2 separate regions of the Homo sapiens genome follow, and region 2 is linked to region 1. Evidence: read pairs that join two places in POLR2A ChIA-PET (ENCODE). Cell type or tissue: PC-9. All regions are shown on one strand. Links, peaks and the distances in the headings refer to the core of each region. The heading gives the core; the rest is flanking DNA. Region 1 holds the start of MAP4K1-AS1 (MAP4K1 antisense RNA 1). Region 2 holds the start of NCCRP1 (NCCRP1, F-box associated domain containing).

The links. ChIA-PET counts read pairs that join two places held together with the same protein. Peaks named below come from ENCODE experiments on the same cell type or tissue, not always from the same donor. Only the 100,000 strongest peaks of a DNase experiment are listed, where the experiment ranks them.
Region 2: POLR2A ChIA-PET joins it to region 1 with 7 read pairs; 1 of 35 experiments calls an interaction of 5 or more read pairs at or near these places.

Annotation. Positions count from the first base shown.
Region 1 is chr19:38,593,615-38,598,977 of GRCh38, forward strand. MAP4K1 (mitogen-activated protein kinase kinase kinase kinase 1) reads right to left here. Exons shown (of 31, transcript NM_001042600.3): 23 at 3,872-3,980; 24 at 3,712-3,770; 25 at 3,420-3,523; 26 at 2,698-2,872; 27 at 2,325-2,387; 28 at 2,026-2,115; 29 at 1,871-1,941. It overlaps MAP4K1-AS1 (MAP4K1 antisense RNA 1), which reads left to right and starts at 2,733. Exons shown (of 3, transcript NR_134907.1): 1 at 2,733-2,822; 2 at 3,639-3,781. RefSeq lists an enhancer at 3,120-3,620. In PC-9, for the core only: no CTCF peak of the experiment used is centred there; DNase peaks (open chromatin) are centred at 2,667 and 3,167; H3K4me3 peaks cover 878 bases.
Region 2 is chr19:39,195,151-39,200,513 of GRCh38, forward strand. NCCRP1 (NCCRP1, F-box associated domain containing) reads left to right here and starts at 1,814. Exons shown (of 6, transcript NM_001001414.2): 1 at 1,814-2,169; 2 at 2,903-2,965; 3 at 3,052-3,103; 4 at 4,020-4,115; 5 at 5,196-5,334. The coding sequence starts at 1,833. In PC-9, for the core only: CTCF peaks have their summits at 2,953 (motif pointing left) and 3,152; DNase peaks (open chromatin) are centred at 781, 1,771 and 2,811; H3K4me3 peaks cover 3,013 bases; H3K27ac peaks cover 2,953 bases.

The DNA.
Region 1 (5,363 bases), core at 321-5,320:
TCACTTGAACCCGGGAGGCAGAAATTGCATTGAGCTGAGATTGCGCCACTGGGCGTGCCACTGGAGCCGAGATCTCCAGCTGAGATAATTTTTGTATTTCTACTGAAAATACAAAAATTAGCCAGCTGTGGTGGCGCATGCCTGTAGTCCCAGCTACTTGTGAGGGTGAGGCACGAGAATCGCTTGAACCTGGGTGGCAGAGGTTGCAATGAGCCAAGATTGTGCCACTAACACTCCAGTCTGGGGAACAGAGCGAGACTCCATTTCAAAAAGAGGGAAGGAACTGAGTGAGCAAAAATAAATAAATAAAAATACTAAAGTGTAAGGGCAAAGTCTGACACAGTATTCTGTGAGATAAACACCATTTTCCAAATGAGGACAGTGAGGCACAGGAAGGTTAAGTCATTTGCCCAAGGCCACTCAGCTGAATTCCAACCCAGACAGTCTTGTCTTAACTATCCATATATCTCTATAGTGGTCCCCATTTTACAGTTGGGGAACAGAAGCTTAAAGAGAAGCAACGTTGCCAGCCCAAGGTCACAGTAGTGGCCCAGGATGAGATTGGGACTCAAGAAATCCAAGAGCAGCCAGGTGCAGTGGCTCACACCTGTAATCCAAGCCACTTGAGAGGCTGAGGAGGGAGGATTGCTTGAGCCCAGAAAGTCAAGGCTACAGCTAGCTATGGTTGCACCACTGCACTTCAGCCTGGACAAGAGAGAGAGACCCTATCTCCAAAACAAACAGGCCGGGTGAAGTAGCTCACGCCTGTACTCCCAGCACTTTCGGAGGCTGAGGCGGGCAGATCACTTGAGGTCAGGAGTTCGAGACCAGTCTGGCCAACATGACAAAACCCCGTCTCTACTAAAAATACAAAAATTACCTGGGCATGATGGAGTGTACCTGTAATCCCAGCTACTCGGGAGGCTGAGGCAGGAGAATCACTTGGACCCAGGAGGCAGAGGTTGCAGTGAGCTCGGATCATGCCACTGCACTCTGCCCTGGGTGACAGAGCGAGACTCTGTCTCAAAAAATATATAAAAATGGCCAGGAGTGGTGGCTCACACCTGTAATCCTAGCACTTTGTGAGGCCAAGGAAGGCAGATTGGCTGAGCTCAGGAGTTTGAGACTAGCCTGGGCAACATGGTGAAACCCTGTCTCTACTAAAAATACAAAAAAATTAGCTAAGCATGGCGGCATGCACCTGTAGTCTCAGCTACTCAGGAGGCTGAGGCAGGAGAATTCTTTGAACCTGGGAGGCAGAGGCTGCAGTGAGCCGAGATCGCGCCACTACACTCCAGCCTGGGTGACAGAGCAAGAATCCATCTCCAAAAATAAATAAATTTTATCTATCTATCTATCTATCTATCTATCTATCTATCTATAAAATAGGCCGGGTGTGGTGGCTGACAGCTGTAATCCCAGCACTTTGGGAGGCCAAGGCGGGTGAATCACCCCAGGTCAAGAGTTCAAGACCATCCAGCCTGATGAACATGGTGAAACCCCGTCTCTACTGAAAATACAAAAATTAGCCAGCTGTGGTGGCGCATGCCTGTAATCCCAGCTACTTGGGAGGCCGAGGCAGGAGAATCGCGTGAACCCGGGAGGTGGAGGTTGCAGTGAGCCGGGATCGCACCACTGCACTCCAGCCTGGGCAACAAGAGTGAAACTCCGTCTTAAATAAATAAATAAATAAAAATAAAATAAAAAATAAATCCTGGGGCAAAGAAGGGGATCTATCTGAACTGAAATTTGGAAGATGTTTCCCCTCCAGGACTTCACACTCTGACTCAGGAGTTCTCGGAGCCCATCTGATGAATGTCATGATGGAGGCTGGGGGGCAGTGATGTGGAGTTTGGATGGAGGGGCTTACCTGATCCGAGCCTAGAGCCCACACCTGCACTCCATGCTTCCAGAAGGCCTGAAGCTGACCTCCAACCATAGCTGGGGAGAAAGCAATGCCCGTTACCCTTGGGGATCACTTGAGTTTCCACCCCTGATCCTGGGCTCTCCCGTCCCTGCACAGACCCACGGCCTCCACCGCTTCGGTCATGGGGATCTCAGGTGTGCGAAGTCCCCGGACTGGGGACCCCTCCGGGGTCACCAGCTTCACAGAGCCTGGAAGGAGATAGACGGTTTTAAGAACTGTGAGCAAGGCTTAGAGGGTTACTAAGGGACCAATCCATAAATTCAGTGTGAAAGCTATGTAGGACAGGGGCAAGGCCCAGAGGGGCTCAGGGGGTTCTGAGAAGCACAAGTTCGGAGGCAGAGATCTAGGGACTGCAGCTGGAGGGGTGGGGAGGAAGGGGAGGAAGGAGGGTTCTCACCATCCATCAACACCATCACCATATCTTCCTCTACCTGGGTCACCTGCACGGGTCCCCTGTGCTCTGTTTGGGGGGAGTGGGTTAAGGATTGACCCCACCCCATTCCCCTTTCCCCACACCACCCCCAGAAGGCCAGTACCTGTGCTTTAGCCACCGCCTCAGTTCACAAGCAAGTGGGCTAAACCCCGCCCACCATCCCGGTCCCACCCCATCATCAATCTCCCCAGTTAACTAAAACCTGCCATTCTCCCTTCTCCGCCCTTCCAGCCCTTTCTCAGTCCCGTAGTGCCTCAGGCTAAGCGAAGCCCCGCCTCCAGCTCCGCCCCTCCGGATCTGATAAGCCCCGCCCTCAGCAAGACTCCGCCCCACTCACCGGTGCTCATCTCGCCCAGCCAGCAAGAGAGCGCGCCAAAGCGCACCGTGTGGAAGAGCACCGACTTCCCCGGCCGCCCGGGGCTCACGCCGATGCACACAGCGGGCAGCTCAGAGCCTGGCCCGGTCAGCAGCGCGAACACGGACAGAGGCGTCGGCAGTGGGAACAGCACCTGCTGCGGGCCGCACAGGGAGGGGCGGGCTAGGGGGTGGTTCAGGACGGGGCCTCAGGGGGCGTGGCTTGTAGCTGGCCTGGGACTTCCGAACCAGGGCCCTAAGTCTTGGGGGATGCCGTCTAGAAATGTCAGGGGATAAGGCCTGGTGCCTCCGCGGGAACGGGGGTCGTGACCTCCGAGTGGGTGTGGCTTCCATGTGGGGGCATGCCACCTTGGCGGCAGACGGGCAGGGCCCCAAAGATAGCAAAACCTGCTTAGACACTCAAAGAGACAGGCTCTAAATGGGCTCTACTAGGACACCCAGGGAGTGGCAGCATTGAGCCTGAGGAATAATTAGGCCCAGGTGTGAGGGGCGGCGCTTAAGGATCAGGATGGCTTCAGAAGGACGAGGCTCCAAGCGCAGACCGCAGGTGGGCGGGGCCTCGGGAGATTGGGGCGGGGCCTCGACGGAGGTGGGGCTTCATGGAGCTCTTGATAGAAGCGCAAAGGGTGCAAGGCCTTAGCCACCCACTCCTCAGAGTTCCCAGCACCCTCCCAAGCCCCTTACCCGGACAAGCAGGAATTTGTTCATGGGCTGGTACCACTGAAGCAGGACAACGGACGTCTCCAATGCACCGCACAGGAACGGGCCCCCAGAGCTCGCACCCTCCGCTGTGGCATGGGCAAGGATGAGTCAAGATCAATGCCCTCTATCCTCCTCGCCACCCACACTACCACCCATCTTCTGGGTTCTGGACACATTGCCTTAACTCTGTAACCTTCTCAGGTGGATGCAGTTCAAGCCCCTCCTCTGGCCTGGCCCCGCCCACTCTCTGCACACCCGTGAAGCTCTCTCTCACCCACACAGCACGCCCGGCAGCCTTTGGTGTCCTGGATCTTGGTGGAAACCATGTTCTTCCTGGAGAATAGGTAGGTGTGAAGGGGGGTAGGACAGCAGGAGGCAGAGGGGCATGGGAGGAATTATAAGGCTGTGTGGTGCCATTCATTGGGAGCTGGTACCTTGCCAGTAGGCGGTGGGGGCTAATGTGAGCGATGGGGTTTCCTGCTCTGGTCTCTTTCCGTTCCAGCAGGCCAAGGATGCTATGAGAATACAGGTGGGGGGTCTTTCCTGCAGGGTGTGTGTATGTAGGGGGAAGCAGGAAGTTATAGGATCCCATATACCACTTCCTTTCCTCCATCCCTTCCCTCAGCCCCATCCCTTTGTCTGAAACTCCCAAGCCTGCAAGTCTCAAGTACTTGTCATTCATTCATTCATTTCTCACTCCACATAGATTGAACGTCCATTGTAGGCCAGGCCTGCTGTGCTTGGCTCTGGTGAACAGTGATGAGCATAAAAAATATGTTCCCTACCCTCGTGGTATTTGTAGCCGTATCAGAAACTCTGGACACATAACCAGTCAGATGAAGTTACACATCTTACAAAGTTTTAGAAGAAACACATCTAGAAAATCTTCTAGTTTGTCATCACAGATGTGGCTTTCACTAACTCATGAATCCCATTTGGCTTGGTGTTTCCCCCAAAACTAGAAATTATTTCATTTATTTATTATTATTATTATTATTTTAGACAGTCTCGCTCTGTCACCCAGGCTGGAGTGCAGTGGTATAATCTTGGCTCACTGCAGCCTCTGCCTCCCAGGTTCAAGCAATTCTCATGCCTCAGCCTCCCAAGTAGCTGGGAGTAGAGGTATGCGCCACCATGCCTGGATAATTTTTGTATTTTTAGTAGAGACGGGGTTTTACCATGTTGGCCAGTCTGGTCTCGAACTACTGACCTCAGGTGATCTACCCGCCTCGGCCTCCCAAAGTGTTGGGATTACAGGTGTGAACCACCGCACCCGGCCTATTTATTGTTATATATAGACAGGGTCTCATTCTGTCTTCCAGGCTGGAGTGCAGTGGTGTGATCATGACTCACTGCAGCCTCTAACTTCTGGGCTCAAGTGATCCTCCCACCTCAGCCTCCCGAGTAGCTGGAACCATAGGTGTGTGCCACCACACCCAGCTAATTTTTTTTTAATTTTTAGTAGAGACGAGGTCTCACTATGTTGCCCAGGCTGATCTAGAACTCCTGGGCTCAAGCAGTACTACTGCCTTGGCCTCTCAAAGTGCTGGGATCACAGGCATGAGCCACTGCACCCCGTCCAGATTTTGAAATCTATAACTTGCTCACTCTATCTTAGTAAAGTATGGAATAAGTTCTGATTGTCATCTGAACATGAAAGCTATTTAAAGACTAACTTAGGGCTGGGCACGGTGGCTTACACCTGTAATCCCAGCACTTTGGGGGGCTGAGACGAGTGGATCACCAGGTCAGGAGTTCGAGACCAGCCTGGCCAACATGGCGAAACCCCGTCTCTACTAAAAACACAAAAAATTAGCCGCGTGTGGTGGCAGGTGCCTGTAATCCCAGCTACTTGGGAGGGTGAGGCAGGAGAATCGCTTGAACCTGGGAAACGGAGGTTGCAGTGAGCCGAGACTGCGCCACTGC
Region 2 (5,363 bases), core at 364-5,363, 600 kb after region 1:
ACTTCCTAGTCATGCTACTTCCTAGGGTGGATGTGGAGACTGAATTAATTGCCTAATTAATTACCTAAGTCCATTGCAACTAATGGACTTAGTGCAATGCCTGGCATGAGGGCAGCCTCAATTACATGATCATTATCACTGGGGCGTGACTTCTGTCCCCCACCCGCTGAGTGTCTGTGAGTGTCTGAGCGTTGGGGCAGGAAGTGCCTGTGAAAGCATGTGGAGTTATCTGGGACTATATGGGACCCAGCCTGGGAAGGCAGCTTCTGTTTCCATGGCACCCCTCACAGGGTTGTTGTATTGGAAAGACCCGTCCCAGAGGGCATCCGCCAGCACACAGCTGCACACACATGTTTGCTGTTACTTTTCCTTTACCTATAAAATGCCAGTCATAGTAGCACCCACCTTGTCTTTGTAGGAGAATGAAATGAACTTAGAGGCGCTCAGTAGAAAGCACTCACGCCTGTAATCCCAGCACTTTGGGAGGCCAAGGCAGGTGGATCACTTGAGGTCAGGAGTTTGAGACCAGTCTGATCAAGAGGGTGAAACCTCGTCTCTTCTAAAACTACAAAATTAGCTGGGTGTGGTGGCACATGCCTGTAATCCCAGCTACTCGGGAGGCTGAGGCAGGAGAATCACTTCAACCCGGGAGGCGGAGGTTGCAGTGAGCTGAGATCGTGCTTCTGCACTTCAGCCTGGGTGACAGAGTGAGACTCCATCAGAGAGAGAGAGAGAGAGAGAAGCAAGCGCTCAGTGCTGAGCTTACCTGGGCCAGGTAGAGGGATGTGGCCACGGGCAGGAAGTGGCTGTGGGAATCTGGCGCTACAGGTTCCTCTGCCACCCCACTTCCTCCACACCTGACCTCCTGTCCCCACCTGTGCCCCGTCCCTTGCTCCCACCTCCTCGTGACCTCTGATGGGGGAGGCTTCTGCAGCCCCCCACCCCAGTCCCAGGCAGGGGTGCAGGCCCCCAGAACACCCAGTTGGGATCACTGCTTCCCTCTCACTGCCATCTTTGTGCCTCCCTGGGGTCCCCCATCTCTGAGGCTCCTCATCTCTGGTTTTGGGTGTCTCTCTGCTCTCCTCACCTTGGTTTTCTGGACAGTATGTGTCAGGGCCCCAAGGGGGTGTCCCAGGTGAGGACAGAGAAGGAAGTGGCAGAGGCAGGACCTTCCCTTTGCACCTCAGCTCATCCATCCACTCCCCCTCTGCAGAGTGGGGAGGGGGAGGAGGGGGGTCTTCGTTAATTAGCCTCTTAATCCTGCCATGCTGGATCTTAATGAGGTGCACGGGTCCCATTAGACAGCCCGGAGCCCTGGCATTAGCACATTAGTCACACGCTCTGTCAGGCTCACGCTGGGTCCTCAGCTGGCCCTGGGAAAATTGGGGCAGGAAGTCTGGGGACCTAAGGAGGGGGCTGGTGCCTGGACTTCTGGGTCTGAAGAAGGAGGGGCTGGTGCCTGGACTCCTGGATCTGAGGGAGGACGGACTGGGGGCCTGGATTCCTGGGTCTGCGGGAAGAGGGGCTGGTGCCTGGACTCCTGGGTCTGAGGGAGGAGGGGCTGGGGTCTTGAATTCCTGGGTCTGAGGGAGGAGGGGCTAGGGGCCTGGACTCCTGGGTCTGAGGGAGGAGGGGCTGGGGTCTTGAATTCCTGGGTCTGAGGGAGGAGGGGCTAGGGGCCTGGACTCCTGGGTCTGAGGGAGGAGGGTCCGAGGGACAAGATCCTCCCCCGACACGCCCCTCTCTTAAATGTCAGCCAGGGTGCCCTGCCCCTTCCCGCTCCCAGTTAACCCCAGCCCTGTGAAACCGGGACAGTCGCGCAGCCTCGAGGGATGGAGGAGGTGCGTGAGGGACACGCGCTCGGTGGCGGGATGGAAGCCGATGGGCCCGCGAGCCTCCAGGAGCTGCCTCCCTCGCCACGGTCGCCTTCACCGCCGCCGTCGCCGCCACCACTGCCCTCGCCGCCGTCGCTGCCATCGCCCGCAGCCCCGGAGGCCCCCGAGCTCCCCGAGCCGGCGCAGCCGTCCGAGGCTCACGCCCGGCAGCTGCTGCTGGAGGAGTGGGGGCCGCTGAGCGGGGGCCTGGAGCTGCCCCAGCGCCTCACCTGGAAGCTGCTCCTGTTGCGGCGGCCGCTCTACCGCAACCTGCTGCGCTCGCCCAACCCCGAAGGTGCGCAAGGGCCCAGAGCAGCCAGGAGGCACCACCCTGACCGTCTGTCTCTTCCTCTTTCCCTGTTTCCTTATCTCTCTACCTCTTTGTCTCTCTCTGTCTATGCATTTCTCTGCATCCCTCTGTCTCTTTTTCTGTCATTGTGCCTCTCCATTTTACCACCTGTCTCTCTGTCATGTCTCTTACCTACCTCTCTCACACCTCTCCCTCACACCTCTCCATCTCTCTTTCTCTCTCCTCCTCTCTCTCTCCCCCTCTGCCTATGTTTCTGTCTCTTGAGACGGAGTCTTGCTGTCGCCCAGGCTGGAATGCAGTGGTGCAATCTCAGCTCACTGCAACCTCCGCCTCCCAGGCTCAGGCAATTCTCCTGCCTCAGTCTCCCGAGTAGCTGGGATTACAGGCATGCACCACCATGCCTGGCTAATTTTTGTATTTTTAGTAGACACAGGGTTTCGTCATGTTGGCCAGGCTGGGCTGGTTTCAAACTCTTGGCCTGTCTCTTTCTCTGGGTTCTTCTCTCTGTCCCTCTGTCTCTGTCTGTCTCACCACACCCCACTTACCCCTGGCATTGCCCTCTCCCCAGCCCAGAGCCCTGACTCACTCATCCCTGCCGGGCTTCCCTGACCTGGCACAGATTCCTGCCCTTCCAGTGTATAGCCCTGCGGGTAGGGAGGGGTGAGGCGGTGGAAGATGGAGGGGCTGCCCAGAGGCTCCACTCACCTGTCCATTTCAGGCATCAACATTTATGAGCCAGCACCCCCTACTGGTCCCACCCAGCGACCCCTGGAAACTCTGGGTAAGTGCTTGGAGGGCCAGGTTGCTGAGGGTGGGGAGGGTCCTCCAGCGTTGGGGTGTCCTAACCCTTTGCTCCCCAACCTGCAGGCAATTTCCGTGGCTGGTACATTAGAACTGAAAAGCTCCAGCAGAACCAAAGGTGAGTCGCCAGGGCCAGTGTGGCTTACACTCCATTCCCTGCTCCACCCTTCCTCACTGTGAGACCTGGAGAAACTGACTTGGCCTCTCTGGACCTCCATTTCCTGCTCTGTAAACAGGGTTAGCATAAGAGAGAATGCTTGTAAAACACACAGCATAGGGCCCGGCCAGGTCTGGCTAGCACCAGTCAATAGCAGCTATTATTGGTTTTTGGTTTTTGTTTTTAAGATGAAGTCTCACTCTGTTGCCCAGACTGGAGTGCAGTGACGCAATCTCAGCTCACTGCAACCTCTGCCTCCCAGGTTCATGCAATTCTCCTGCCTCAGCCTCCTGAGTAGCTAGGATTATAGGTGTGCGCCATCATGCCCAGCTCATTTTGTATTTTTAGTAGAGACGGAGTTTCACCATGTTGGCCAGGCTGGTCTCGAACTCCTCACCTCAAGTGATCTGCCTGCCTCAGCCTCCCAAAGTGCTCAGATTACAGGCATGAGCCACCGCGCCTGGCTATTCTTGTTATTGTTGTAATTATTCTAAGGCTCTTTCCCTGGGAGGGGAAGAGTCACCCCAGGCCCCTGTCCTCCATGAAACAGAGCCTTGCTCCTGCACAGTAGATGAGCTGGTGTGACTTGGAGGCTCAGGGTCACACAGGCCAGGGTTGGGATCCTGGCTCTGCCACATGTTTGCTGCTTGACCTTGGACACGTCTCCATCCTCAGCCTCAGGTTCCTTGTCTGTAGCATGGGGTTCAGGATGCATTGCCCTCAGAGGGGCCCGTGGGAACTGAGAGTGGAAGGTGCTGAGGGAGCACCCCACGTGTGGGGACCCAAGCTATCCCTAAGAAAGCACTAAGACAGGGCTTCCTGCTCCCTGGATCCTGGCAGATCGCAGACCCCGCCTCTCCCGGCCCTTCTTTCACAGCTGGACAGTGAAGCAGCAGTGTGTGGACCTTCTGGCCGAGGGCCTGTGGGAGGAGCTGCTGGATGACGAACAACCAGCCATTACGGTCATGGACTGGTGCGTGCCCCTCCCCTGCCAGCCTGACCCCGTGATCGCGCAGGGCTGCCCAGAGCATGAGCCTTACTCTGAGCTCCCCTTGCTTTCAGCCCTTCACCAAGACCCTCCTGGTGCTACAGGGTCCTGCCCTGCCCACCTCCCTGGCCCCTTCTGTTTGAGCCTTTCAGATTTTGAAATGTGCCAGGGGGTTACTGAGGCTGATCTTTATTTCTTTTTCTTTTCTTTTTTTTTTCTTTTTTCTTTCTTTTTTTTTTTTTTTTTTTTTTTTGAGACAGCTGACTCTGTCGCCCATGCTGGACTGCAGTGGTGCCATCTCAGCTCACTGCTACCTCTGCCTCGCAGGTTCAAGCGATTCTCCTGCCTCAGCTTCCCAAGTAACTGGGACTACAGGCGCGCGCCACCATACCTGGCTAATTTCTGTATTTTTAGTAGCGATGGGGTTTCACCATGTTGCCCAGGCTGGTCTCGAACTCCTGACATCAAGTGATCTGCCTGCCTTGGCCTCCCAAAGTGCTGGGATTACAGGTGTGAGCCACTGTGCCCAGCCTATTCCTTATTTCTTAAAAGCCTGTCACCCTCTATTCTCAAGACCAATTCCTTCTTATTCCTTAGGAGTCACTTCCACATGGCTGCACCAGGAAGCCCTCCCTGATCACCCCTCAGCTGGGTCACGTGCATTTTCTCCAGTGCCCTGTGCCTCCAATTCCAGCCCCAACCCCTCTGCCTGGGTCCCCAATTCCGACCCCAACCCCTCTGCCTGTGTCCCCAGTTCTGTCCCCAACTCCTCTGCCTGGGTCCCCCCATCCTGGCCCTGACCCCTCTGCCCGTGCTCCCCATCCCAAACCTGGCCGTTCCTGGCTGTCATGTTTGGTGGCATGCCTGCCTCCCTCACTGGACTGTGAATCCCATGTGGCAGGGTGTGGGGCTGTCTTGGTCACTGCTATGTTGCCAGCACCACCCAGCTCAGGGCTGTGTACAGCATGGGTAGCAGCATGTGTGTTGAATGGGGAATGGGGCCAGGGGCTGGGGCTGGGTAGCTGAGACTGCAGTGACAGCTGAAGGCCTTGACTCCGCCTGCAGGTTCGAGGACAGCCGGCTGGATGCGTGCGTCTATGAGCTGCATGTCTGGCTGCTGGCGGCCGACCGCCGCACGGTCATTGCTCAGCACCACGTGGCCCCCCGAACTTCTGGGAGAGGACCCCCTGGCCGCTGGGTCCAGGTGAGACTCTCCGCGCCGGGGCCCTCAAC